Regions from separate parts of the Homo sapiens genome. Here regions 1, 2, 3 and 4 are each linked to region 5. A link is a contact called in ENCODE Hi-C or POLR2A ChIA-PET data. All regions are on one chromosome and are shown on one strand. The core of a region is the stretch at or near the end of the contact, and the rest is flanking DNA. Distances in the headings are between cores, read along the strand shown. Region 1 holds the start of PRRC2B (proline rich coiled-coil 2B). Region 2 holds the start of SH3GLB2 (SH3 domain containing GRB2 like, endophilin B2). Region 3 holds the start of SET (SET nuclear proto-oncogene). Region 4 holds the start of RAPGEF1 (Rap guanine nucleotide exchange factor 1). Region 5 holds the start of FNBP1 (formin binding protein 1).

Evidence for each region. Hi-C counts contacts between places; a loop is a spot of excess contacts on that map. ChIA-PET counts read pairs that join two places held with the same protein, here RNA polymerase II (POLR2A). Pooled maps may share reads with other maps.
Region 1: a map of naive thymus-derived CD4-positive, alpha-beta T cell shows a loop between it and region 5 (11-fold over the local background). The contact joins the promoter of PRRC2B here to the promoter of FNBP1 in region 5. A Hi-C loop is called at or near these places in 1 of 168 maps with a recorded cell type or tissue (naive thymus-derived CD4-positive, alpha-beta T cell), 1 of 37 single-sample maps with no recorded cell type and 5 of 50 pooled maps. POLR2A ChIA-PET finds 5 or more read pairs at or near these places in 2 of 52 experiments (K562 and naive thymus-derived CD8-positive, alpha-beta T cell).
Region 2: a loop to region 5 is called in a pooled map, with 5 times the contacts of the local background. The contact joins the promoter of SH3GLB2 here to the promoter of FNBP1 in region 5. A Hi-C loop is called at or near these places in 1 of 50 pooled maps. POLR2A ChIA-PET finds 5 or more read pairs at or near these places in 2 of 52 experiments (OCI-LY7 and activated CD4-positive, alpha-beta T cell).
Region 3: a loop to region 5 is called in a map of OCI-LY7, with 9 times the contacts of the local background. The contact joins the promoter of SET here to the promoter of FNBP1 in region 5. A Hi-C loop is called at or near these places in 1 of 168 maps with a recorded cell type or tissue (OCI-LY7), 2 of 37 single-sample maps with no recorded cell type and 5 of 50 pooled maps.
Region 4: a map with no recorded cell type shows a loop between it and region 5 (5-fold over the local background). The contact joins the promoter of RAPGEF1 here to the promoter of FNBP1 in region 5. A Hi-C loop is called at or near these places in 1 of 168 maps with a recorded cell type or tissue (B cell), 1 of 37 single-sample maps with no recorded cell type and 5 of 50 pooled maps. POLR2A ChIA-PET finds 5 or more read pairs at or near these places in 2 of 52 experiments (OCI-LY7 and activated T-cell).

Annotation. Positions count from the first base shown.
Region 1 is chr9:131,391,755-131,397,184 of GRCh38, forward strand. It overlaps PRRC2B (proline rich coiled-coil 2B), which reads left to right and starts at 2,332. Exons shown (of 32, transcript NM_013318.4): 1 at 2,332-2,509. RefSeq lists enhancers at 1,556-1,705, 2,832-3,593, 4,356-5,117 and silencers at 2,176-2,365, 2,396-2,505, 2,736-3,025.
Region 2 is chr9:129,024,290-129,029,779 of GRCh38, forward strand. SH3GLB2 (SH3 domain containing GRB2 like, endophilin B2) reads right to left here and starts at 4,042. Exons shown (of 11, transcript NM_020145.4): 1 at 3,803-4,042. The coding sequence starts at 3,865. RefSeq lists enhancers at 1,903-2,466, 2,467-3,030, 3,031-3,594, 4,279-5,018, 5,019-5,490 and silencers at 2,311-2,542, 3,425-3,934, 3,975-4,404.
Region 3 is chr9:128,685,219-128,690,471 of GRCh38, forward strand. It overlaps SET (SET nuclear proto-oncogene), which reads left to right and starts at 4,004. Exons shown (of 8, transcript NM_003011.4): 1 at 4,004-4,437. The coding sequence starts at 4,365. RefSeq lists enhancers at 721-810, 851-950, 2,301-3,177 and silencers at 3,464-4,373, 4,754-4,873.
Region 4 is chr9:131,736,824-131,741,665 of GRCh38, forward strand. It overlaps RAPGEF1 (Rap guanine nucleotide exchange factor 1), which reads right to left and starts at 3,253. Exons shown (of 27, transcript NM_001377935.1): 1 at 2,947-3,253. The coding sequence starts at 3,007. RefSeq lists silencers at 2,637-2,966, 3,017-3,066, 3,217-3,476.
Region 5 is chr9:130,041,913-130,046,939 of GRCh38, forward strand. It overlaps FNBP1 (formin binding protein 1), which reads right to left and starts at 1,277. Exons shown (of 17, transcript NM_015033.3): 1 at 1,040-1,277. The coding sequence starts at 1,063. RefSeq lists silencers at 640-799, 980-1,539.

The sequences.
Region 1 (5,430 bases), core at 1,082-3,581, 1.4 Mb after region 5:
TTTTGAGACAGAGTCTCTCTCTGTTGCCCAGGCTGGAGTGAAGTGGCGTGCTCTTGGCTCACTGCAACCTCCACCTCCTGGGTTCAAGTGATTCTTGTGCCTCAGCCTCCCGAGTAGCTGGGATTACAGGACCCCACCACCATGCCCGGCTAATTTTTGTATTTTTAGTAGAGACGGGGTTTCACCATGTTGGCCAGACTGGTCTCAAACTCCTGACCTCAGGTGATCTGCCTGCCTCGGCCTCCCAAAGTGGTGGGATTACAGGGGTGAGCCACCACGCTTGGCCTTACAAATAAAGAATCTGAGGCTTCAGATAGTTTATTTCTTTTTTGCTTGTTTATTTTCTTTCTTTTTTTTTTTTTGAGATGGAGTCTCACTCTGTCACCCAGGCTGGAGTGCAGTGGCATGATCTCGGCTCAGTGCAACCTCCGCCACCCGGGTTTGAGCAATTCTTCTGCCTCAGCCTCCCAAGTAGCTGGGATTACAGGCGACTGCCACCATGCCTGGCTAATTTTTGTATTTTTAGTAGAGATGGGGTTTCACCATATTGGTCAGGCTGGTCTTGAACTCCTGACCGCATGATCCACCTGCCTCGACCTACCAAAGTGGTGGGATTACAGGTGTTAGCCACTGCGCCAGCCTTACAGATGAAGAACCTGAGGCTCAGTTTATTTATTTAATTTATTTTTTATTTGTTTATTTGCCTTCTATCATTTTTATTAGTTGCTGGGTTTTGAGCACTGGGCCAATTCTATGGCCTTCCTGAAGATGGTCAAGGAACAAAATCGAAAACAAAAATTAGGGTTACATCCTCCCTGTTTTGTAGAGATAGCGAAATATTGAAGACATTGGCAGGGGAATAATGCAGATTTGATGATGTAAAACAGAGTGGCCGGCACTGTAATCCCAACACTTTGGGAGGCCAAGGTAGGTGGATCACTTTAGCGCAGGAGTTCCAGACCAACTTGGCCAACATGGTGAAATCCCATCTCTACCAAAAATACAAAAATTAGCTGGGCATGGTGGCAGATGTCTGTAATCCCAGCTACTCAGGAGGCTGGGGCAGGAGAATCGCTTGAATCTAGGAGTTGGAGGTTGCAGTGAGCAGAGATTGCGGATTGTGCCACTGCACTCCAGCCTGGGGGACAGAGCGAGACTGTCTCAAAAAAAAAAAAAAAGAAAAAAGAAAAAAAGGATAACACTGAAAATGACCATGGATAAAATGTAGGAAAATTCAGAGAATTATAAATAAGGCTATAAAAGTATCCAGAATTCTACTCCCCAAAAACTAAGCTTTGTTCACCAGCCTCAGTTCTGGAGTTAGGCTGAAGTGGGTTAATTTTCCTTCTGGGTCCAGCAGTGTGGCCTGGGGCACATTCTCTCAAAGCCTCCTTTGTCTCACCTGTGAATTAGAACAATAATATCTGCCCCTGGGTTAGGATTAAGTGAGACAAACCACGTGCTTTAGCATAGGGCATGGCCCGCAGCTGGTGCTTAGAGCAACCGTGACTGGAAGAGGGTGGGATGATTTGGGTGCCAGGCCCTAACATTTTTTTTTTGTATTTGCTTTTTGAAATTGCTTTTATAGTTGGTTAGGTGTCTAAAAAAGTAAGAACCCTCCTCCGCTCTCCCAACCTCAAACCACGGAGGTAACCAAGACAGGAGTGCAGTCTCCCGGACCTTTTGTTTTGCAATCACACAAACACACAACACTCAAGAGGAGGGGCTTATTAGTTTTCATTTTGTAAAAATGGGACAAAGTACCCATATTGTGCAACAACCTTGCTTTTGAAATGAAAAAAGTATTATTTCTGCTTCCTTTCCGTTCATATACCGTATACATATTTTAACAAAATCCGGGCTTAGTCTGTTCTGAGGCGCTGCAGTTTTGAAGGGGGAGGGGGCGGAGATCCGGGCTCGCTCCCCCGTCACTGCCCCCTCCATCCCTTCCCCCTCTTTCCGGGCGCCCTTCCCCCGGGCCCAGGCCGGGCCCATGCCCTTCCCAGGCCCCTTCTCTTGGCTCCTGGCCCCTCCTCCGGGTCTCCTCCCCGATCCCCGCTCTGCCCCGTTCTCTCCCGCCTCTCCCGCCGTCCCCGGGCCCCTCCCCACTCCCAGCCCCCTCCCAGCCCCCTCCCGCCGCTCCCCGCCCCTCCCCCCTGGCCCCAGCCCTCGCCCGGCCCCCGGGCCGATCCCAAGGCCGCCGCTCCCGGGAGGCGCGGCAGGGGGCGCTGCGCGGGCCCAGGTTGCGGGCGGCGGCGGGAGGAGGAGGACGAGGAGGCGGGGGCGGCGGCAGGCGGGGGGCGGGGAGCCGAGCGCGAGGGAGCGAGCGGCGAGACAGGCGCCGAGGCTCCACCGCGCAGCGACGAGCGAGCCCGGGAGGAGGGAGGGAGCGAGCGAGCGAGCAGCCCGCGCCGCCGCCTCGCAATCCGCCGCCATCCCGCCGCCCCCGTGCCCGACCGCCGCCCGACTGCCATCGCCCGGCCCGGCCGCGCCCGCGGAACCAGACCAGGTGGGTCGGGGCCGGGGCCGGGGCCGGGGCGTGGGGGCGGCGGCGCTAAGATGGAGGCGGCGCGGCCCGGCCGGGCTTTGTCTCCCGCGGCCGCCGCCGGGGGCCCGGGGGCCCTGCGGCCCTGCCCGACCTTTGTCCGCGAGCGCGGCCGCCGCCGCCTCCTTCCCGCCGGGCGCGGGGCTGCGGGGCTGGGAGGCCGCGGGGCCTGGGGGCGGCGGGCCCGGGCGCGCTCGCCATTGTTGTGGCGGCGCCGCGCGGCCTCAGGCTCGGGCGGGGTCCAGGGGCCGCGCGACTCCCTCAGGGCTCGCCCGCCACCCCCGTACCCCCGAGGCCGGGCCGGGCTGCAGAGGCCGGAGGGGCGGGGGTCCCGGGCCCGCAGCCGGGTCTCGGGGTTCTGGGGCCGGCGTCTTTGCTCCCCGCCCCGCCCAATTGACGGAGCAGCGCGCCCGAGGCGGGATCCTGCGGGGTCGGGCCTTGGGTCCGGGGCGCTGAGCGGCGTTCGCGGGGCCGTTCCTGGCGCGGGGTGGGCCGGGCCCCGGCGGCGCTAAAGTTGGCGGCTGGGGGAGGGAGGCGAGCGGCCGCCCAGTCTCGGTGTGAGTGCGGGAACCAGAGGGTTATTTTCGAAATGCTGAATGCTCCATGCTAAAAATGTTTAATAATAAACAGGATGTCGCCACTCGGGGCCTGCCAGATGGGGTTTTTTTTTTTTTCCTCCTCTTTTGCCTCCCCTCAACCCCCAGGAGAGAAATTCAGCCCTGTTGAAACTGTGGGCCTCTGAAGAGTGGATTTGCCTTAAGAGGTGGATTTTTTTCCTTTTTCTTTTTTCCTCCTTCTAAATATCGTGGGAGGTCGGAGCCCACCTTTAGGCAAGAATTGGAGGTGTTTTCAGTGGTGAGCTTGAAGGAAGTGGGAGAAGGGGGGCTGGGGAGTGTCTTTTGCTAAATGGCTTCCTGGGAGAAATCTTTAAATGCCTTTGGTTTACAGGACTGTTAAACTTTCCCTAAGATTTTTTTTTTCTTTAAGGTTTAGTGTGCATTTGATGTGGCTTTGTACAGTGTCATCCAGTTTGGTTTTTGTAACCAATTGTGTGCGGTCTTAGCATGGTTTTTCCGAATCTCGCTGCAGCCATTTAGTCATGTCTATGCACAGCGCTGTGGTGTAAGGTGGGACTGGGGAGGCCCAGGCATTGGGGTGCAGATCCTGCTTCTTTCTTCCGTAAACCTAGTGACTCTGGGGCTGTCTGAGGCTTCATCTGCATAAATCGGGGCGTGCACCCTCCACCTGGCAGGTTTGGGCAGCGGTGAAGGGCCTAGCAGAGGGCCTGGCACAGTTAGTGGTTCCTCCTACGGTTGTTGGTATAACTGCTGTCAAGTCCTAGGACAGACGTGAGCCCCTTGTGGTGCCACCCATAGAGCCAAACTGTGCCCATGGATGCCACAGGTGCTGGCCTAAGGCATGGACAATACAGAAGGAATTCAAGGCCCAAACATTAGTGGGCGCTTATACAGTGCTGAGCCTCTCGGGAGGCAGGGATGGGAAAAAGTAGCATTTGGAGGTCTCTAGAACTTAGTAGACCCGGAGTGTGTGGCAGTTGGTCAGTTTAAGGCAGGGTTAGAACAGTACGAGATGCTCAGGACAAACAGACGCCCAAGGAGTCCTGCCTTCTGAGGATAACTGCTTTCCTTGGGGATTGGCAGATAATCATCTGAGAGTGAGTTTCTACTTGTTTGGGCAAGTGTGTCTCTTGGAGCCTGCGCAGCTGGATTCTGGTCCTCATCGGGTTACCTTTACAAAGCAAGTCTCTGAGGCTCAGATCTTGCATCTGTAAAATGGGAATAATTATGCCTGCCTTGGGTATCTATTAGGGCTCTTGGGAGCCTCACTTAAGATTCACAGTGAATTGTTTTCTCTCCATAGGAAGGTGATGAAATGTATGTGTTTGTTGATTATCTGTTTTTCTGGTTCCTTTCTCCTTCCTTCCTCCCTTGCCCTCTTCCTCTCTCCCTCCCTCCCTTTCCCTTCCTTTTCCTTCCTTCCCTTCCTTCTTTTTTCTTTTCTTTTCTTTTTTTTTTTTTTTTTTTTGAGACAGTCTCACTCTGTCGCCCAGGCTGGAGTGCAGTGATGTGATCTCAGCTCACTGCAACCTCCGCCTCCTGGGTTCAAGCGATTCTCGTGCCTCAGCCTCTGGAGTAGCTGGGATTACAGGCATGTGCCACCACACCTGGCCAATTTTTGTGTTTTTAGTAGAGACAGGGTTTCACCATGTTGGCCAGGCTAGTCTCAGACATCCGACTTCAGGTGATTTGCCTGCCTTGGCCTCCCAAAGTGCTGGGATTACAGGCCTGAGCTACCGCGCCCGGTCTTCTTTCTCTTAATGCTTATTTTTTCCTCTTCTCTTGGTTGATGGAACTGTGACTTCCCCACCCCAAATTCTATGGCCGGCTAATGTTTTGCTATGGTGACTATCACCCATCTACCTGGAAGCACCAGAATGGCTTAGTACAGCTAGGGAGCTCAGCCAGATCTCGGTGTCTGCTGTTTGAGATTGTGTGGAAGGACTATTGCTAAGAAGCAGGAGACAGACTGAACCCAGTGTTGGCCACAAGTGAGGACTGAGACCCAGGTCACCTCTTGGCTGAACATGTTAGCTTGTTGGTAAATGGCTCTGCAGTGGTTCTGCATTTTATTGGGGAATTTGTTTTGGTTCATTTTGGCATTCCCGCAACCATCTTGTTGGTTTTTTGGTAAAATGTGGCACCCCCTCCAGACCTCCTAGCTGTGGAACTGAGATATTTTAGCAGGGTCCTGTCATCCTTTGATTTTTCCTCGCTTCCTGCCTCTTGGCCCTTCCTTTTTGTCTGACTTCACTCGGGCCCAGTCTGGCTCTATACTGTTAACTGGTTAGTTAGGCCAGGAGATAG
Region 2 (5,490 bases), core at 2,792-5,291, 1.0 Mb before region 5:
GGTGGCTTATGCCTATAATCCCAGCACTTTGGGAGGCCAAGGCAGGCGGATCACGAGGTCAGGAGATCGAGACCATCCTGGCTAGCAAGGTGAAACCCCTTCTCTACTAAAAATACAAAAAATTAGCCGGGTGTGGTGGCGGGCACGTGTAGACCCAGTAACTCGGGAGGCTGAGGCAGGAGAATGGCATGAACCTGGGAGGCGGAGCTTGCAATGAGCATCGCCCCACTGCACTCCAGCCTGGGCCACAGAGTGCGACTCAGTCTCAAAAAAAAAAAAAAAAATTAGCTGGGCGTGGTGGCACCCACCTGTAGTCCCAGCTACTCAAGGGGCTGAGGTGGGAGCCCAGGAGGCGGAGGTTGCAATGAGCCAATATCATGTCACTGCACTCCAGCCTGGGTGACAGACCAAGAACCTGCCTTAAAAAAAGAAAGACTTTGGGAGGCCGAGGTGGGCGGATCACGAGGTCAGGAGATCAAGACCATCCTGGCTAACACGGTGAAACCCCATCTCTACTAAAAATACAAAAAATTAGCCAAGCGTGGTGGCAGGCGCCTGTAATCCCAGCTACTCGGGAGGCTGAGCCAGGAGAATGGCATCAACCTGGGAGGTGGAGCTTGCAGTGAGCCGAGATCACGCCACTGCACTCCAGCCTGGGTGACAGAGCGAGACTCCATCTCAAAAAAAAAAAAAGACAGCAAGGAAGCCAGGCATGGTGGCTCACGCCTGTAATCCCAGCACTTTGGGAGGCCAAGGCAGGTGAATCACGTGAGGTCAGGAGTTCGAGACCAGCCTGGCTAACATAGTAAAACCCCATCTCTACTAAAAATACAAGAATTAGCATGACGTGGTGGTGGGCGCCTGTAATCCCACCTACTCGGGAGGCTGAGGCAGGAGAATTGCTTGAACCGGGGAGGCGGAGGCTGCAGTGAGCTGAGACTGCGCCAGCCTGCGTGACAGAGTGACTCCGTCTCAAAAAAAAAAAAAAAAAGGCCAGGCATGGTGGCTCATACCTGTAATATCAGCACTTTGGGAGGCCGAGGCAGGAGGATCACTTGAGCCCAGGAGTTTGAGACCAGCCTGGCCAACGTGGTGAAACCCTGTCTCTACTAAGTACAAAAAAAAAATTAGCCAGGAGTGGTGGCAGGTGCCTATAATCCCAGTTACTCGGGAGGCTGAGGCAGAAGAATCACTTGAACCTGAAAGGTGGAGGTTGCAGTGAGCCGAGATTGTGCCACTGCACTCCAGCCTCGGCGACAGGATGAGACTCTGTCTCAAAAAAAAAAAAGGAAGGAAAGAAGAAAGGAGAGAGGGACTAAGGGAGGAAGGAAGGAAGGCAGGCAGGCAGGCAGGCAGGCAGGCAGGCCTCCCTCACATCCCTCCTCAGCTCTCAGGAGCTACCCTGATGGTACCAAGGGCATCACCCTAAATGTGCACCTCAACACCTCCCCTCCTTACCAAGGTTCAGAGCAGCACTCCCCACCCCGCCCTCCCTTACAGGCCACATCTGCCCAGGTGAGAAGTTCTACCAGGCTTTCCCAAACTAGACGGCATCCATCCCATGTCCACTGCAGTCTGCCTAGCTCCATGATGACGATGCCACCACCTCTCTGGACTTTATAAGTATTACTTCTACCACTACTATTACTGTTACTGCAATTACTACTAATAGTATTAGTACTATCACTCCTCCTGCCCTCTCCCACCCCCACTGGCATCTTGTCCAAATCTGCCTTAGGTTTTCTTGCCTCGGTGCCCTTATCTGGGCTGCTCCTGCCACTTGGACCAACATCATGAGCCCCTCCCTACTTTCTGAGCACAGTTCAGGGGCCCTCCATGCAGGAGACCATCCCAGAATGACCCATACAAAAGGGATCCTGCCCTCTGGATCCTCATCTCAGGGCCAAGGCCTTGTTCCTTGCTGGATCGGGGAGGCTCTTAAAGTTGTTTCTTGTACCTGCAGGGACTGGGAGGTTCCTGAGCCCATCACATGTATTGATCATAAAGAACCCCTCTCCCATCCCTCCTGACTGTCTCCCATCCAGGCCAGCTTGGTCTCAGGCGGAGCCCCTCTGTGGCCTCTCCTGCCAGGTCACATTTCAGGCCTCTCTATCCCCTGGCCTGCCACTCTGCCCCAATCCTGCCAAGAGGAAGGGGTTTGGTGCTGGAGTCCGAGGCTGCTCCCGGGAAAATGGCAGCAGTGGGGTGGGCGTGCAGAGCAGAGAAAGCCTCTATTTATAAAGCTCTCAGCTCCCTCCCTCCCACCCCGAGGCTGGGGCCTGACTGCTGGCTCCCACTCCAGTAACAGTGACCCTGTGGGGCAGCTCCCACCAAGCGGAGCCACACCTAGGCCCTGCCCTGCCTAGGTCCTGAGAGCCCTGGCCAGGTCAGGCAGCAGGGCCCCAGCCCTAGCAGGGAACTGGCAGATCAGGTTCTTCCCAGATGTGGGAGATAGTGTGGTTGCCATACCAACAGCAGAGTGGGTTCCCCCCTCCCAGATGGACTGGGGCCGTCCAATCCGAGGGGCTCTGGGATCCTGGCATCTCCACTAGGGCTGGGGCTGCCCACCAGACTTGGAACACATTAAGCAGTGAATTCTCGCTGGGATGCTAATCCTCAGCGGGACACAGCACCTTCTAGTAAACATGACTACATGGGTTGCTGGCTGGGTGTGGGCTCCTGGGGAGGGGAGTGCCCGGGTTGGGGGTGGGGAGAGAACTGTACTCAACAGAAACAACAACGATGACAACGACAACGACAAAGACAAGACTACAGGACCTGCTCCCAGAACCCTGGGATGGGCCAGCCCCGGGCCTGCGGAATCCCACTGAATCCCATAACCACGGTGTTACACCAGATTTACAGAAGGGGAGGGCGGGGCTCTGAGAGAAGTGACTTGTCCAAGGTCACATGCTGCACAGGTGCAATATTAACCACTTTGACACCAATAATGAGCTTGCCTTTGGTGAGCACACATATGCAGAGTCCCACAGAATCCTCGCATCTGTCCTGGGAGGCAGGAATACTGATCCCATTTTTCAGACTGAGAAACTGAGGCCCAGTGAGATGAAGGCCCCTCCCCCAAGGTCACAGGAGGGCACATTCCCACCCACACCTGACCCTAGGTCTTCCCATGATGTTGAGTTGCCTGTTACTCTCTGCCCCTAAACGGATAGGACTTCTTCCAATCTCAGCATCGTGGGCCTGGACAGCTTCCCAGCCAGACCCCAGCCCTCTCTCCATCCCCCAGGCCCAGGGACCAAGGAAACAGACCTCCCGTGGAGCAGAAAAGAAACAACTCCTGGCTTCCGGCCTGACTATCCAAACGTGTGAAATGGCCATGAGGGACTCATGGCACCAGCCGCCCATTGCACAGGTGCGGAGACTGAGGCTCGGAGAAGGGGTTGTGGTGGACGCATGAGTCCCTGGGCCTGGGACCCAGGTCGCTAAATGCCCCGCCAGGCGCCAGTCACTGCTGGACAAGGGCAGGGAGGTAGCACCCAGCCGGTGCCTCCTCCCCTCCTCAGCCAGGCAGGCGCCAGGGGAGCAGGGTAACCCAACCAGCCCAAAGGGTGGGCACCGGTGCCTCGCCCCAGGCAGCAGGGCCAAGGCCCGGCTCGGGCCGCACGGGCTCTTTCCCTCTTCCGGTCAGCAAGGGCTCAGGGGGGCAGAGGTGTGCCGCGGCGGGGACGAGGGCAGCAGCCCGGGAGGGCTTTCCCGCGTCCCCAGGCGTCTGCCGCAGGGTGCTCCCCGCCCGCCGCACATCCGGGCCCCCGGCGCACGGCGCGACGCCAGGCCTCACCTGCACCGCCCGGGTGAAGAAGATGCCCGCGTCCGACGCCAGCTTCTTCATGTTGAAGTCCATGGCGTGCCCGCACGGCCGCCGCGCACGGCCCGAGCGCAGCCGGCAGCCCCCGGCCCAGCCGCCGCCGCCAACCGCACCCCGCCCACCTGCTGCGGGGCACCAGCCCTCCGCGCACCCGCCTGCCGGCCTGCCCGCCTGCCCGCCCGCCGCAGCCGCCGAGCCAGCCCGAGCGCGCAGGGCGGGGCGCGGAGGCCGCGGGTCGGAGCCAGAGGGGCGGGGGCGGAGCTGGCGGTGCCGGGGCGGGACGGGACGGCAGTGGGGCGGAGCTAGAGGGGCGGGGGCCGGGCTGGTTGGCGGAAGCCGGGCGGAGTCGGAGGGGGCGGGACTGGCGGGACAGGGGCGGAGCGAGAGGGCAGTGGGGCGGAGCTACATGGGTGGGGGCGAGGCCTTGGCGCGGCCAGAGCGGGGGTTGGTCTGGGGAGCAGGTTGTGCTGGGCAGGGCTCGCTGCTGGGCAGTGCTCGCTGCTGCCCCCATGCGCCTGCCGCCGCGGATTGGGCCGGCCTCTTTTTTTCCTTTTACTAAAATTATTAAAACTGGAACACATGTGCTCTTAGATGATTGCAGGTACACGCCATAATTACATATTATTTGCCATCTTACCAATGCTTTTCAAAAGTTTTAATTGATAAATATATATTTACGGCCTACAAGGTGATGAAATTGTGGAATGATGAAATCAAGTTAATTGACATATCCATCACCTCACCTACTTTTTTTGTGGTTAGAACATTTCAAATGTACTCTTTTAGCAATTTTGAAATATGCAATACTTTTTTTTTTTTTTTGTAGACAGAGTCTTGCTCTGTCGCCCAGGCTGGAGTGCAGTGGCGCGATCTCGGCTCACTGCAGCCTCCACCTGCCGGGCTCAAGCGATTCTCCTGCTTCATTCAGCCTCCCGAGTAGCTGGGACTACAGGCGCCCACCAACATGCCCCGCTAATTTTTTGTACTTTAGGAGAGACAAGGTTTTGCCATGTTGCCCAGGGTGGTCTTGAACTCCTGATCTCAGGCAATCTGCCTGCCTCAGTCTCCCAAAGTCACTAAGTGACTGAGTAGTCACCAATATGTGCAACAGATCTCTAAAATGGGCCTCTCTTGCTTTCTCCTCCCACCACCCAGGCCTGCTGCCTCTCCCCTGTTTGTGCCTCTTCATCTCCGCTCTTTATTCACACCCCCTCCCTCCCATTCCCATTTCTTCCACTCTGTTTCCCTTGGGTTTCCTCCCGTTACTCCTCCTCTCTGACCTCTCCTCCTCTCTTCTGCCCTGACCTTGGTGACTGAGCCGGAGTCAGGCTTGGGACTTGCCCTCCACCGCTGGAACAGCTGTTTGTCAGCCTGGGAGGCCCTGTGGCTTCCCCAAATTGGAGGAGGGTTGGGGTGGCGGTCACGGGAAGGGAGGGGGTTCTGGAGCTGGGGCCTGGAGCCCCCTGTGTGGTGAGAGGAGGAGATCAAAGGTTGGGTGACTGTCAGGGTGGAGAGAATGAGCTGCCCTGGGAGCACAGATGTGTGATAACCTTGAAACCAGCTCCTCACAGCCCCAGGCAAGGAGATGACCTACAGGTGCTCCTGACCCCAAATGCCTTCCCTTGGGGCTCAGATAGAGGCTTTGTACTGGTCTTCACCTC
Region 3 (5,253 bases), core at 2,754-5,253, 1.4 Mb before region 5:
CCACATAAAACAACTTGTGCTTGTTTTCTCTTCTATAAAATGGGATCCACAGTACTGATCTCCAGGCTTGCTGTGAGTCTGAAATCTAAGGGGAGCACTAGACAGCGCCTAGCACATCATCAGTGCTCTAGAGTGCATTTGTGCGCAGCAAAATGTGGGTGAGTCTTCCTAGTTTCCTTCCAGTGAGCTTCCTGGGAGCATTAACAGGACTGGAAGGGATGGAAAGGTGTGAGGGGGTTCATCTAAACCCAAAGAACAGCTCCTGCTGCTTAGTAGGCACTGATGGCATGCCAGAAGCTGTGCCAAGCACTTCTCTATCCTCACAGCCGTATGCTGTGGACATCCCAATTTTACAGATCAGAACAGGAGGCTCAAAGAGATGTGTATGTGTCTGTGGCGGGGGAGATGTTCCAGGCTCTGGAGATTTTTTGGTCTGTGCTTGGGACACTGCAGCACTGTGGGGGAATGCCAGCCTCTCTCTGTTCCAGTCTTTCTGGCGGTGGGGTTCTGTCCTCTTCAAAGGGAGCCGGGGGCCGGGCGCGGTGGCTGACGCCTGTAATCCCAGCACTTTGGGAGGCCGAGGTGGGCAGATCACCTGAGGTCAGAAGTTCAAGACCAGCCTGGCCAACATGGCTAAACCCCATCTCTACCAAAGACAGTTAGCCAGGCGTGACGATGCATGCCTGTAATCCCAGCTACTTGGGGGGCTAAGGCAGGAGAATTGCTTGAACTCCGGAGGCGGAGGTTGCAATGAGCCGAGTTCGTGCCATTGCACTCCAGCCTGGGCGACAAGAACAACAACAACAACAACAAAAAAAAAAACAACCAGAGGGGCCAGGAGGAGAGGAGAGAGGCAAGGGAGGAATTCTGAGTGAGGGGAGAGGCCAAGAAGAGAGAATGCAGAGCTTCTGGTGTTGGAGACGGGGAGAGAGCAGAGTCCTAAGAGTGGGTGAATAACCTCTCAGTGTGCCCCCGGCTCGCCTGTGTTTACTCACACCCCTGGCCCTTTTGCTTTCTCTTTCTCTTCAACTTCCTAGTGTGCTCATATTTATCTTGAGAAGCACTGTGTGGGGAAGGGCAGGAAAAGAGGGGCAGGGAGGTGGCAGGGAGGGTTGGGAGGCCAGAAAGGGAACCTGAAAGCCCACTCCCCCATCAGAAGGCATTACAGGGTTCCCTGGGACCCCTGCAGGTGCTTGGGAAACAGGCAGATAAGGCACTTAGGAGACATTGTGGGTCAGGAGTGACCCTATGGGTCAGGCTTTGAGGATGGAAGCAGCCAGCCCTTGGCATAGTGTTCTCAGACAGACTCAGCCCAGGAGCGGGTCGTGAAATCAATTTGGTGGGGTGTGACCTGCATTTTAAATAGGAAATTAGAATCACATCACCCTTGGTAAGGGTAAGTTTTGGTTTGTGTGTGCTAGGTCATGATGTCAAAAGTACTTCTGACTGTTGGTCACATTAAAAAAACTGAGGCAGGGTGCGATGGCTAACTCTTGTAATCCCAGAGCTCTGGAAGGCTGAGGCTGAAGGATGGTTTGAGCTCAGGAGTTTGAGACCAGCCTGGGCAACATGGTGATACCTCCTCTCTACAAAAGATAAAAACAAAATTAGCCAGGCAAGGTGGCAGTGGTGCTTGCCTGTGGTCCCAGCTACTCAGAAGGCTGAGGTGTAAGAATCCCCAGAGCCCAGGAGGTCAAGGCTGCAGTGAGCCATGGTTCTGGGCGACAGAGAGAGACCCTGTCTCATAATAATAACAACAATAAAAATAGAAAAACTGTTTTAAGGTAAGGGCTTTGTCAATTGCTACTTGGTTTAGAATCTTGGTTCTGTCACTTGCAACAAAGTTTAGTTTATGCTAGGCACAGTGGGTGGCTCATGCCTGTAGTCCCAGCACTTTGGGAGGCCGAGGTGGGCAGATCACCTGAGGTCGGGAGTTCGAGACCAGCCTGGCCAACATGGTGAAACCCCGTCTCTACTAAAAAATACAAAAATTAGCTTGGCATGGTAGTGGGCGCCTGTAATCCCAGATACTCGGGAGGCTAAGACACTCACCGTGCACTGTCTTGAACATGAAAGATGCTGCTTGAGCTTTAAGAGCTGATAGTGGGCCGAGCTCAGTGGCTCATGCCTGTAATCTCAGCACTTTGGGAGGCAGAGGCAGGTGGATCACCTGAGGTCAGGAGTTTGAGACCAGTCTGGCCAACATGGTGAAAACCTGTCTCTACCAAAAAATACAAAAATTAGCAGGGCGTGGTGACTCACATCTGTAATCCTAGCAACTCAGGATGCTGAGGCAGGAGAATCACTTGAACCCGGGAGGCGGAGGTTGCAGTGAGCTGAGATGGCACCACTGCACTCCAGCCTGGAAGACAGAATGAGACTTGGTCCCCTCCCCCACCAAAAAAAAAAAAAAAAAAAAAGAGCCAATGGTAAAGTGTGAGTTCTGGAAGGCAGAATTCCAACCCCAAGTTCTGGTTAAAAATGTCCAAAGAGAGATTTCAGGTATTTTTTTGTTTTTGTTTTAGAGATAGGGTCTTGCTCTGTCACTCAGGCTTCAGTGCAGTGGCTGCATTGGGGCTCATTGAAGCCTGGAATTCCTGGGCCCAAGCGATCCTCCTGCCTTGGCCTCCCAAAGTGTTGGGATAACAGGAGTGAGCTATTGCATGGCCAGGATTTGAAATTGGCCAGCGTATCACTAAAATCAACAAATGGTACTGGCCGGGCGCAGTGGCTCCCGCCTGTAATCCCAGCACTTTGGGAGGACGAGGTGAGTGGATCACCCCAGGTCAGTAGACCAGCCTGGCCAAGGTGGTGAAACTCCATCTCTACTAAAAATACAAAAATTAGCCGGGCATGGTGGCACGTGCCTGTAGCCCCAGCTACTCGGGAGGCCGAGGCAGGAGAATTGCTTGAACCCGAGAGGCAGAGCTTGCAGTGAGCCAAGATTGCGCCACTGCACTCCAGCCTGGGGGACAGAGCAAGACTCCCGTCTCAAAACAAACAAACAAATGCTACTAATCAGGGTTTTTCTGGCTTTTTATGGTTCATGTCTTGGGGTGCTGGAGGGACAGAATGTGGGGCATCCGCATTACTTGAAAAGTATTATTTAAACAAAATGCTTTGGCCCTCCTTAGTGGTTCAGAACTTTGCCTCTCAAGTAGAACTTGTTGGCCCCTTTCATCTCTATGAACAGAACACCGCCTATCGCTTGGGGCTGTTGTGAGGCCTCGGTGAGATAACCGTGCCATGCGCTGCTGAAACTGGCACTTAACGCTCAGTATGATTCTTGCGGGCGCTGGGCACCGCGGACTAATGTGGTACCTCCCTGCCTTCACAGGACTTCGAGTTTAATGTGGCTTCAGTGTCGTAACCTTTATCATTTCATAACAGAAACGGGTTCAGAGAGGAAGGGTGACTTGCTCAAGGGTACAAGCTTGCTGGGCAGGGCTTGGACTAAAACCCAGGAATGGCCCTGCGCGCGGATTACACAGCCTGGGGCTTCGCACACGAGCCCGAGTTTGAGTCCGATCGGCAGTTCCCCATCTGGCATCCAGAATGGGGTGCCCCCTGCTTTCTCCACGAAGTGGAAGGCGCCGAGAGGCCGGGCGGAATTCGGGGCCCCCATACGAGGCCGGGCCTGCACTTTCGGGGTGGTGGGCGCCCCGCTCCCGGTGCCCCGCGGAGCAGGGAAGCCGCTCGCTCACCACGTGACGCGCCGGCCGGGGGCACCCGCGCCTCCGTGCGACGCCCCGCCCACCGGCCTGCCGCGCGCCAGTGTCCTGGGTCGGGCCGGAGAGGGGAGAGCGGGGGAGGGGACGCGGCGCGGGGGGCGGCCGTGCGTCGCCGCGCGCCTTCCTCCCACCTCTCGCCGGGCCCTGTGTCTCCGCGCCGCGACTCCGCCCCCTCATCCCGCCGCCCAGGCCAATGGCGCCGCGGCGCGAGCCTCCCCGGCCGGAGGCGGAGCATCCGCGCGGGGCCTGGCGCGCCTGCGCCCTGCGCCCGCCCCTCGCCGTAGGAGGAGGTGGAGGAGGAGGCGGCTCGGGAGAGCGAGCAGCGAGCTGGCTGGATCGCCGAGCGCGAGTGAGGGAGCCGAGCCGCCCGCCGCCGCCGCCTCCGCCTCCCCTCCGCGAACAGGAGCCCGGGCCGGGGCCCGGCACGCCGCCCCAGCCCGTCCCTCGGCGTCAGGCCGCGAGGGTAGCGCGCGCGAGCGAGCGAGGGGGAGGGAGAGCGAGCGAGCGCCGGGAGGAGGCGGCCGGACCGAGCGGGCGCCCGCGCGTGTGGCGTGAGGGGAAGCCGCTTGCCCGCCCCCTTCGCCTTCCCTTCTCTCCCCCTCCCCGCTCCCCCCCCGACCGCGGAGCAGCACCATGTCGGCGCCGGCGGCCAAAGTCAGTAAAAAGGAGCTCAACTCCAACCACGACGGGGCCGACGAGACCTCAGGTGAGAGCAGCGAGCCCGGGGGCCGGCCCGCGCCGCCATCTTCGCCGCCCGCCCCGGCCCGCAGGCCGCCGGCGGGGCCCGGGGCGCGCGCGGGGGGCGCCGGGCGGGGGGGCGCGGCGCGGCCGGGCGGGGGCCCGCGGACTCGGCGCCCTTTTTTGTGCGCGGCTGGGCTGGGGGCCTGGGTGGCCCGCGCCGCGGCGGCCGCGCTGCGAGGCGGGGGCGCTGCGGCCTGCTCGGCGCGGGCGGAGGAGACCCCCCCTTCCTCTCCCCCCTCCCTCGCTCTCCTCCCCCTCCCTCCCTCCCGAGAAGCCTCTCTTTATTGTGCTCCGCCATGATGCCTCGCTCCCATCAGCCGCCGCCGCCGCCACATGGTGCGGCCGGACGCGGCCCCGCGCCCGACCTCCCGCGCGGTTCCGCTTCGCGCCCGGCCCGCGGCGGCGCCCCCGGCACCCCCGCCCAGAGGCTGGCCCCGGCGGGGCTTCTGCCTGGAGCTCGGGTGGGGTGGGGGCGCGGGGAACACGCGGGCGGCCGCGCGCTGGGCCTTGGCCGGCCGGGAGGATGCTCTGGCCAGCCCGGGCGCACTCCCCACGTGGGGCGGCCGCCCCGTCGCGCCAGCGTGCGGAGAAACCTGGCGCCGCGACCAGTGTATCGGGGGTCTTGGAAATGGCTAAGAAAGCTGGCCTCTGCCTAGGAGGCTCTCGGCAGGGGGGCTGCCAATCCGGGATGGTTACCGGAAATGAACCGCGCGATCTGGCCCTTTCACACCCACTTAGCTTTGTAGGGGGTTTGTAGTCTTTACAGGACAAAAGGGCACCT
Region 4 (4,842 bases), core at 2,003-4,502, 1.7 Mb after region 5:
ACAGCAAAACTCCAATCACAACAATTGTTTGCCTGGTGTCAGGCTCTGCCACCACTTCACCTAAGGGCCTCTCCTCTGAATCAAATACTCCTCTGGAGACTGAATAGTGGGAAGTCCATTAAAAAAACTCCAACAGAAATCTAACAAAATGTCGTCTAAATGCAAAGGGAAGTTCACTGAGAATAGCCAGCAGAGACCACCAGGAAAGGTCATCCTCACTCCAGGCGCGCCCCAGTCTTCCTTGGCAGTTGTAATCTTTCACTATGATTCCTATGAACTGCAGCAAAAGACCTTCTGCAAGGAGGCTGGACTTCCAGCCAGCTCCACATCTGCAATCCCCAATCTGCAGGCGAGGTCCTGACCCTGGTCTTGCCAATCTCAGAACTCTTACTTTTTCTGCTTCTCACAAAATGCATCTTCCTCCCACACTTTCCGCAGCTCCTGGTCAGCCCCTTCCCCTCTCTCCTCTTTCTCCCTGTCTCCACCAGGTATATATCTCAGCCCTCTCTTCAGAGCCTAGCACAAACACTGTCCCCTCCAGTGTCTTCCTCATTCCCGCACTCATGACACCCCTCTCTCACCTGTGTCCATGGCAGCACGGTCGCTCGGTCTGGCAGCCTGGGTAGCTTAGAAACTGTGCTAGGTTAGACAAGCTTCTCTGGGAGCAGGCACTTTCATCTACAACCCCCTAGCAGAAGGCGGTGCCCAGAAAAGGCCCAAGGACAAACTATGCTGAAATGAACTGGCCTCAGGTCTTTCTCCCAAATAGCAGAGAACTCAAATGAAGAGTCATTTCATTCCCAGCGGTTTGGGCAGCTCATGGGATGACAGGCAACTTTTTCCTTTTTTTAAAAAAAGAGGCCCAGCGCGGTGGCTCACGCATGTAATCCCAACACTTTGGGAGGCCGAGGTGGGCGGATCACGAGGTCAGGAGATCGAGACCATATTGGCTAACACGGTGAAACCCTGTCTCTACTAAAAATACAAAAAAATTTGCCAGGCGTGGTGGCAGGCGCCTGCAGTCCCAGCTACTCGGGAGGCTGAGGCAGGAGAATGGCGTGAACCCAGGAGGAGGCGGAGCTTGCAGTGAGCCGAGATCGCACCACTGCACTCCAGCCTGGGCAACAGAGCAAGACTCCGTCTCAAAAAAAAAAAAAAAAATTTTTTTTAAAGTAGCAATGAGGTCTCGCCATTTTGCCCAGGCTTGTTTCAAACTCCTGGGCTCAAGTGATCCTCCTGCCTTGGCCTTCCAAAATGCAGGGATTACAGGCGTGAGCCACTGTACCTGGCTGACAGATGATTTCCAATCCGGTTCATTTTACTTTTCTGTGATTTCCAAGTTTTGACAATGAACATAGAATATTCTTATATTATAAAGATATAAAACATAATATAATCTTATATTAGATATAAAAAGATATAATATAATCTTATATATTATAAAGTTCTTATAAAAGAACTCAGTGAATGTTCTTTTTAAAATAAATTATCCAAGTTTCCCAACAGTACCGTTCTGACAAGACACTATACAAGAAGTTCCTGAGAAATGCTGCACAGATGAACCCAAGTTATTTCTGGAGCAGCAGGTGTACAGGATGGCGACTCATGGTCACTCGGCAAGGCTGTGGGGGCTCAAATTCAGTGAGAAAAATACTCAAGAAATGGCACCTGAACCCAAGCGCCCTGCCCCTGAGAAAAGCACCCTGGCTTCTGGTCAGAGGGCCAGGAATGAATATACTAGGGGCCTGCCGCCCTCTTGCTGTCTGGACAGCCGGAACTCACTGAACCTCTCTGAGCCTGTAAAACTGGGACCATATTCTTTCCCACAGACTAGCTTCAAAAATTTAAGAAGCAATGCATTTTAGGTGCTAAGAGTTAGATATATAGTAAACCCTCAATAAAGCCTACAAAAATGTCCTTCTGTGCTTCAACCACAGCCTGCAAAAGTCATATTGCCTTGTGGGTCCGCTGCAGGGGTGCACCCCACAGAAGTATCCCAGATTCAACCCAGGAAACATAAGCAACTTCCACAATCAAAGCCACAGACCTCCTTTGCAGCTCCCTAAAAATCTGCTTTCCCTCATTCAGCCGCCAAGCTAACCTGCTACCGGGGTTATGACCACAGGGCATGCTCCCAGTACAGGAGCCCAGGAGCACCCGCCCACTTCACCTTAGACCCAAGAATTCGCATTTGCCCTGCAAGGTGCTGCAGGCTAATAAAGCCTGGGGCCCCACAGGCTCGACAGTCATTGAATCTTTGGAGACTCTATTTCCAGGACAGGCAAACCCAGGGACTCGGAAGGTAACTCCCCCAGATTTCTAGGAACACACAAAGAGACGAGGTCTGCATCAAGATTTACCATCTACTCCAACCCACCGGTCCCCCACCTGCCCTCCTTGCAGAGCTGAGCTTGATCGGGGTGGGGAGGGGAAACTTGACTACCTCCTCAAAATACCCCCACTCATCCAGCCTGCTTCCTTTGAAGCAACCGAAGTGGACGCTTCTCGTTAAACTCGAAGCTCGTTAGAAATGACACATTTTACAGCTCAGCTGGGTTCACCCTCCTAGCGCCGAGCCCAGGCCGGGCACCGATCGCTGCAGCCGCAGCAGCACGCGGCCCGGGCTGTTCTTCCCCTGCTTGGGGCTCGAGCCATTTTCGGAAGTTCCCGGGGACCGCGGAGCGGCTAGCGCGCCCGGCCCCGGGTTGCAGGGGCCCCGCCCGGCCCGGCCCCTGGCGCCCCCGCAGCGGCCGCTTCCCCCCGCGCCCGGCAGGCAATGGGCCTGGAGGAGAAGCTGCCAGGCGCCCCGGCGAGGCCTCGGTGGCTTCACCCCGCCCCGGCGCACGGAGGGCCGCACATCCCGGGCGACCCGCGCTCGGCCCGGGGAGCGGCGGAGCCCCAGGGCCGGGCCCGGCCGGAGGGAGCCGCCCCACGCCCGCGCCTCACCTGCTTTCTCGATCTTGCCGGACATTTCCGGGCTGCGCCGGAGGCCGAGGCCGCCGCTCATCGGGCCCGGGCCGGGCCGCCGCGGGGCGACAGGGGCGGCGCGCCCGCCGCTCGCCTCGGCCCTGGCTCGCCACGCCTCAGACCCGCGCCGGCATGGCGGGCTCCGCGCGGCCGCGGCCCTGCGCTCGGCGACCGCGCTCCAGCCCGCCCGGGCCCAGCCGCTCCCGCCGCGCCCGCCGCCGCCGCTCCGCCTCCCGCGCGCCCGCCGCCGCTCCCCCGGCCCGCGAGCCGGCCGCAGCGCAGCGACGCCGCCCGCCCGCCCGCCGGGCCTCGGCCGCGGCCACGGCCACAGCGCCACCTGCCGGGCGCCCGCCGCGCCGCCACAGCGCCCCCTGTGGGCCCGGAGCCGCCCGAGCCTCCCGCGCGACGCGCGAGACGCAGCGCCCCCTGCCGAGCCGGAGTCCCCACGCCGGGGCCTGGGGCCTGGGGTGTGGGGCCGACCCCGCCTGGGACTCCGCATTCCTCTGCTGTGGGACCAGAGTCACCAGCTCCAGACCTGGGACTGACAGCTCCAACCCAGGGTCCTCGGTTGCCCAAGAGCCTGGCCTGCCCCCTCACCAGAGACACAGAGAACCCTCCTGGGTCAGATTTTCCACCCCAGGACGTGGAACTGACGCCCACCCCACCCTAGCATCATCCCGGACCCAGCATCCCCTGTGGGCCAGAGGCTCCACACCAGGGCCTAGAACTCACTCTCACCAGGACTCAACAAGCTCTGCTGGCTGGGAGCCTGTCCTGACCTCCCCCAAACCAGAGATGCAGCACCCCCTTTTTTGTTTTGTTTTTTGTTTTTGAGACCGAGTCTCACTTTGTCGCCAGGCTGGAGAGCAGTGGCGCGATCTCGACTCACTGCAACCTCTGCCTGCCGGGTTCAAGCAATTCTCCTGCCTCAGCCTCCTGAGTAGCTGGGATTACAGGCACATGCCACCATGCCCAGCTAATTTTTGTATTTTTAGTAGAAACGGGGTTTCGCCATGTTGGCCAGGCTGGTCTCGATCTTCTGACCTCATGATCCACCCACCTTGGCCTCCCAAAGTGCTGGGATTACAGGTGTGAACCACTGCACCCTGCCCGCACCCCCTTCTTAATTGGAGACCCCACACCAGGGCCTGGGAGTGGCCTCATAGCACCTCCTGCCAGCCCAGAGGCTCCAGCCGGGGAATGAGTCCACTCTGGCATGAAAGCCCTCTGCTGGCCCAAGGTCTATGCCAAGGCGGAGGATTCATTCTCCACCCCAGCCCTGCATGTGGGACTCAGTCACCCTGCCAGCGAGAGCCACCTGTCCCGGGCTGGGGTTGGCCCTACTCAGGCCTAAATGTCCCCTGAGGCCTAGAGCCTCCATGCTGGCCTGGGCCCAACTCCCTCAGGGACACAGCACACCCTGCCTGCCCTGCTTATTTGACATCCAGAAGGGCACCCTGGGGCTCAGCTGTGGAACTTTTCTAGTGTGGAAATGAGTTCATTAAAAGTCGTGGCTGGGCACGGTGGCTCACGCCTGTAATCCCAGCACTTTGGGAGGCCGAGGCAGGTGGATCACGAGGTCAAGAGATTGAGACCATCCTGGCCAACATGGTGAAACCCCATCTCTACTAAAAATACAAAAATTAGGTGGGCATGGTGGCACACGCCTGTAGTCCCAGCTACTTGGGAGGCTGAGGCAGGAGAATCTCTTGAACCCAGGACATGGAGGTTGCAGTGAACCGAGATCATGCCACTGTACTCCAGCCTGGTGGCTCCAGAGCGAGACTCCGTCTCAAAAAAAAAAAAAAAGTCGTGGTTGGGCACAGTGGCTCACGGCTGCAATCACAGCACTTTGGGAGGCTGAGGTGGGTGGAT
Region 5 (5,027 bases), core at 27-2,526:
AGAATTCCAAAAGGTAGTTCAGGCACTTTAGAGTTCATCCTGGGAAATGGCTCATCTTGAGGGCATTTCAGTGCAGTAACTGAGATTTCGTCTGCTCCTTCCCGGGCCGCCGCACTGCCCATCCCCTGCCCAGTGATTTCCCCAGGAATCCGGGGACGGCAGGAAAAGAGCTCCATCCACAGCCAGCCCCTCGCCTTTCCGGGGACGGCCCTCAGCCCTGAGGGCTGCCCGTTTACCGTGCGCATCCCCCGGCCAAGCATCCCCGCAAGGCGCCCCTCACCGCCAACTTTCCCCACTGGAAACTATTCTCCGAGCAACCGTTAAAGATCATTGACCCCGCGAACGCCTCTTCCTGAGGTAGATCACGTAAGATCTCTCCCTAACTCCCACTTTCCCCTCCAGACCAGACGTCGCAGTGCCCACATCCCACTCAGGATTGAGCTACCCCGAAAGAACAAGTGCGCCCGGAGCCGCCACGGGCCAGAAGTCCTCGCCTCCAGAGCGAAGACCGCACTCTCGCCCCAGCACCCCAAAACCCGACCCCCGGCGCTCGCCCCGGCCGCCCCGCTCCCGGGGAAGTGCCCGATCCGCCAGCGCCTCCGCGGAGCCAGGACAGAACTCGCGGCCGGGGCGCCCCGAGACCCAACGCAGCGCCGCGCAGCCGGGGCCTCCACGCCCCCACGCCCGGTCCCGGCCCTCCCCGGGCATCCGCGGCTCGCCCCGGGGGATTAGGGCTCGGCCCGACACACACGGCCCGCTCCGGGGCGCCGGGGACAGGGAGGCCCGCCCGCGCCGTTCCTCAGGCCGCCGGGGACCCGCACCAACTCCCCTCGCCTCCGAAGGACAAGCCGGCCCGCACCTCCTGCTCGGGCCAAGGCGGACGAGGGGCATTGGAACCCCGCCTCCTCCCCAGGCCGCGAGGACCCCGACCAGCGCGCCCTCGCCTCCGCCCAGCAGCGCGGCCCGCGCCCCCTCCCCAGGCCGCGGGGAAACGCAGCGCGCGCCCCGCATCTGCCCGCGGGCCCAGCCCCTCACTCACCCAGAGCTCGGTGCCCCAGCTCATGGTGCAGGGGACGCGAAGGGGCGCTCCGCGCGGCGGGCGCGGCTCTCTGGTCCCCCTCCCCGGCGATCCCTTTGCCCCCCGAGATCCCCGCGACGGCGGAAAGCCCGGAGTCCGCGCGGCCTCCTCCGGCTCGCAGCTCCTCGCCCGGGGTCTCCTCGGCGGCTCCTCCTCCCCGCCGCTCCACAGCAAAATGGCCCGAGGAAGCAGCAGCCGCGGCCGCCGCAGCGCCCGCCCGCCCTACACCCGGAGAGCGGGGGAGGGGCGGGAGGGGAGGGGCGGGGCCGGTCTGACAGCTCGCGCACGCGCGCCCGCCCCACCCCGGCCCGGCCCCCTCCCCCGGGCTCCCCCGGCCGGGTCCGCGTCGCCCTGGGGTCCGGAAGGACGCGGAGGGAGGTGTGAGGGACGGCGGGACCCGGATCCCTAGGACTCCCCCTGCCAATCTGGTAATGACTTCTTAGTGACCACTGTCTGCTCGCAGTACTAGCGCTTGCCTTGGAACGCGGCAGGCCCTGGGATCACCGATGCTCCGCCGCGGTCTGAGATCGCTCCCCTGCGCGTATCGCCGCTCTGGATTTAAGGACAATACTTTCCCCTGGCAGCCATGCGCGCCGAGCAGAGTCAGCCCGGGAGGCTCTTTTCCCACCGCCCGAGGGAAGCCCGAGAGTCCCGCAGGCTGGCGCGGTGGGAGTGGGGCGGTGGTAACTGCGCGCTGTGCGAATAGAGACGTCGAGGCAAGCGCGACGGCCTCGAGTGGCTAGGGAAAGAATCCAGGGGCGTGCACCCAGTGATTTCCAATCTCTGAAACCAGTGATTTCCAACTTGTTCAGCCAAGAAACTCTCAGGCGTGAAATCACGTTACCGCCTAGTGGGTAAAAGCAAAGGCGTGGGGTACACAGATAACTTGTTTGGTTCAAATCCAGCCTCCCGCACGTGCTGGCCGGGCGGAGGCGGACAATTGCTCCACCTCTGGAAGCGCAGAGCGCAGTCCACCAAATGGAGGCAAATAACGTGTCCATCTCACTGCCCGGCGGTGAGGATCAGGGGTGGGCCAAGGCCGAAGGTTGGTAAACCCAGCGCTCATTTTATCAGCAGACGGACTCCCTCTCTATATATCCAAAGGTCTGCACAAATGTTCCTGACAAGCTATGGAAAATGTTTGGAATTCCAACTCCTGAATCACTAGCCCTTTCCCCACAGCTTATCTTTCTCCCTCGGTTAATGCTACTACTGGATCCTTTTCTGAGAAACCGTGCGACTCCCAACATGGGCCCCCAGTTAAAAAATATTTTACGATGATGCATTTCTCCAATCCCACCCCACCATTTTCAACCTGCTTATCATTCTCCTCCATTAAAAGGTGGAGCTAACCCGGGTCTGGTGGCTCACGCCTGTAATCCCAGCACATCAGGAGGCCCAGGTGGGAGGATGGCTGGAGGCCAGGAATTTGAGACCAGCCTGGGCAACATCGCAAGACCCTGTCTCTACAAAAAGAAAAAAAAAAAAGTTAGCTGGGCATGGTGGCATGCACCTGTGGTCCCAGCTACTTGGGAGACTGAGACAGGAGGATCGCTTGAGCCTAGAAGGTTGAAGTTGCAGTGAGCCATGATGGTGCCATTGCCCTCCAGCTTGAGCAACAGAGCAAGACCCTGTCTCAAAAATATTAACAATAATGAATTAAAGCCGGGCATGGTGGCTCACGCCTGTAATCCCAACACTTTGGGAGGCAGAAGTGAGTGGATCATCTGAGGTCAGGAGTTTGAGAGCAGCCTGGCCAACATGGAGAAACCCCGTCTCTACTAAAAACACAAAAGTTAGCTGGGCGTGGTGACAGGGCGCCTGTAATCCCAGCTACTCAGGAGGCTGAGGCAAGAGAATCGCTTGAACCCGGGAGGCAGAAGTTGGAGTGAGCCAAGATTGTGCCACTGCACTCCAGCCTGGGTGACAGAGCGAGACTGTCTCAAAAAATAAAATAAAATGAATAATAATAATAAATTAAGAGGTGGAGCTACTAAACAAAAAACAAAACAAAAAAAAACCTCTTGCAGATAAACCTCCAACTCTACTTCCTTTGTTGGGCAGTTACAATAAATTTAAGTTGTCAAAACTGTTTTGGTCTGCCTTTTTTCAGTTACAACCCTCCCTTCCTGCCCACCCCCATTCTTGTGTCTGTATAAATATTTTGCTCTCAGTTACCAGGTCTGAATTCTCTTTCCTCCAGAGACTGCTAGATATATAACAATGAGAACGGCCAGCTACCTATCTCCTAAGGCAGATTAATAGCCAGAGTGAGTTGGAGGGGGAAATTCAAACAATGCTGCACAGTTTAGTCTGCTAAAATTTGGAAACGGTACATGCAATGCAGGTTTATCTAACAAGACATTGCCTCAGTAATCACCTTCCTGCCAGGGCTTGACTTTTTAGTCAAATACAATGATCTAATCTTGACCAAGTTATTGGAGACTTCTCAAAAACAGTGACCACTTGTGAAAATACTCTAATCAAGAAGTAAAACAACCTGCTGCTTTAAAGAGGAGAAAGAGGAAGAGGAAGGGACAGCAGAAGAAAAAAAGAGACCACATGAAGATGAAACTTTTTAAGACGAGTAAGCAGGAGATTGTTAGTTATAGGAAGGAACCCATTAAAAGCTGCCGCAGAACTCTATGGATGTGAGTTAATTATACAACACTGCAAATATCTTTAACTTCATTAAGCTTTGGCAGTAACTGGAAAATGCTTGAAAGTGTCAGAATCTTCAAAAAATAAAGGAGAGAGACACCAATGATCATGAAGCCATGAGATAAAATGAAATAAGCCAGCAGAAAAAAGGCTAAAATATAGCACAGCATTTTTTAGGAAGAACTAAATCCATTTCAGTTTCCCTTCAGAGCAGGAGGAAGTGATTCTAAGACAAGGAAGTATCCCCATTAACAAACTACTGTGACCTGACCTACTTAGGAATCAGTTTTCACCAGGGGTACTCTAAACTCTATGTAAACGCTGATATTATCTAGGGGGTTAATCTGGGTTGCAGATACTGGTTTCACCTCTCAGTAAAATCTAGGGAACACTGATTTACAAAATTATGATCTTGGTGTGATATTACAAAATATATATTTTGTCGTCAACCTTGTTTCCTGAAGTATAGCTCCTAAAATCCTTAAAAACCCCAAAATGATGTCTTTTTATATACTAATGAGATGACTGATGGCTGACAGTCCCTAAGTATTAGTACCTCAAGATGGGACTGGTCACCATAAAGACCAAGACAAGATTAGAGGTGTGGGACTTTTATCTGCACCCACACTGTCACTCCAACCTCCGGGGACTGGGGAGAGGCGCTGAAAGTTAAGTTGTTCAGTAATGGTCAATAGCTTAATCAATCATGACTACATAAAATAAAGCCTCTATTAAAACTCCAAAAAACAAAGTTCTGAGAACTTCCAGATAGCTAAACACATAAAAGTCCCTAGAGAGTTGGCCGGACGTGGTGGCTCACGCCTGTAATCCCAGCACTTTGGGAGGCAGAGGCAGGCAGATCATCCGAGGTCAGGAGTTTGAGACCAGCCTAGCCAACATAGTGAAAGCCCTGTCTCTACTAAAAATACAAAAAAAAAAAAAAAAAAAAAAAACACCAAAAAAAAAATTAGCCCAGTGTGGTCATGGGTGCCTGTAATCCCAGCTGCTTGGGAGACTGAGGCAAGAGAATCGCTTGAACCCAGGAGGCGGAGGGTGCGGTGAGCTAAGATCGCGCCACTACACTCCAGCCACTGTACTCCGGCAACAGAGTGAGACTTTATCTCAAAAAAAAAAAAAAAAAAAAAGTTCCTAGAGGGTGGCATGCCCAGAGAGGGCACAGAAGTTCCACTCTCCTTCCCCCGTACTCCATATATCTCTTCATCTATATCCTTTATAATAAACATGTTTCCCTAGGTTCTGTGAGGCACTGTAACAAATTAAACCCAAA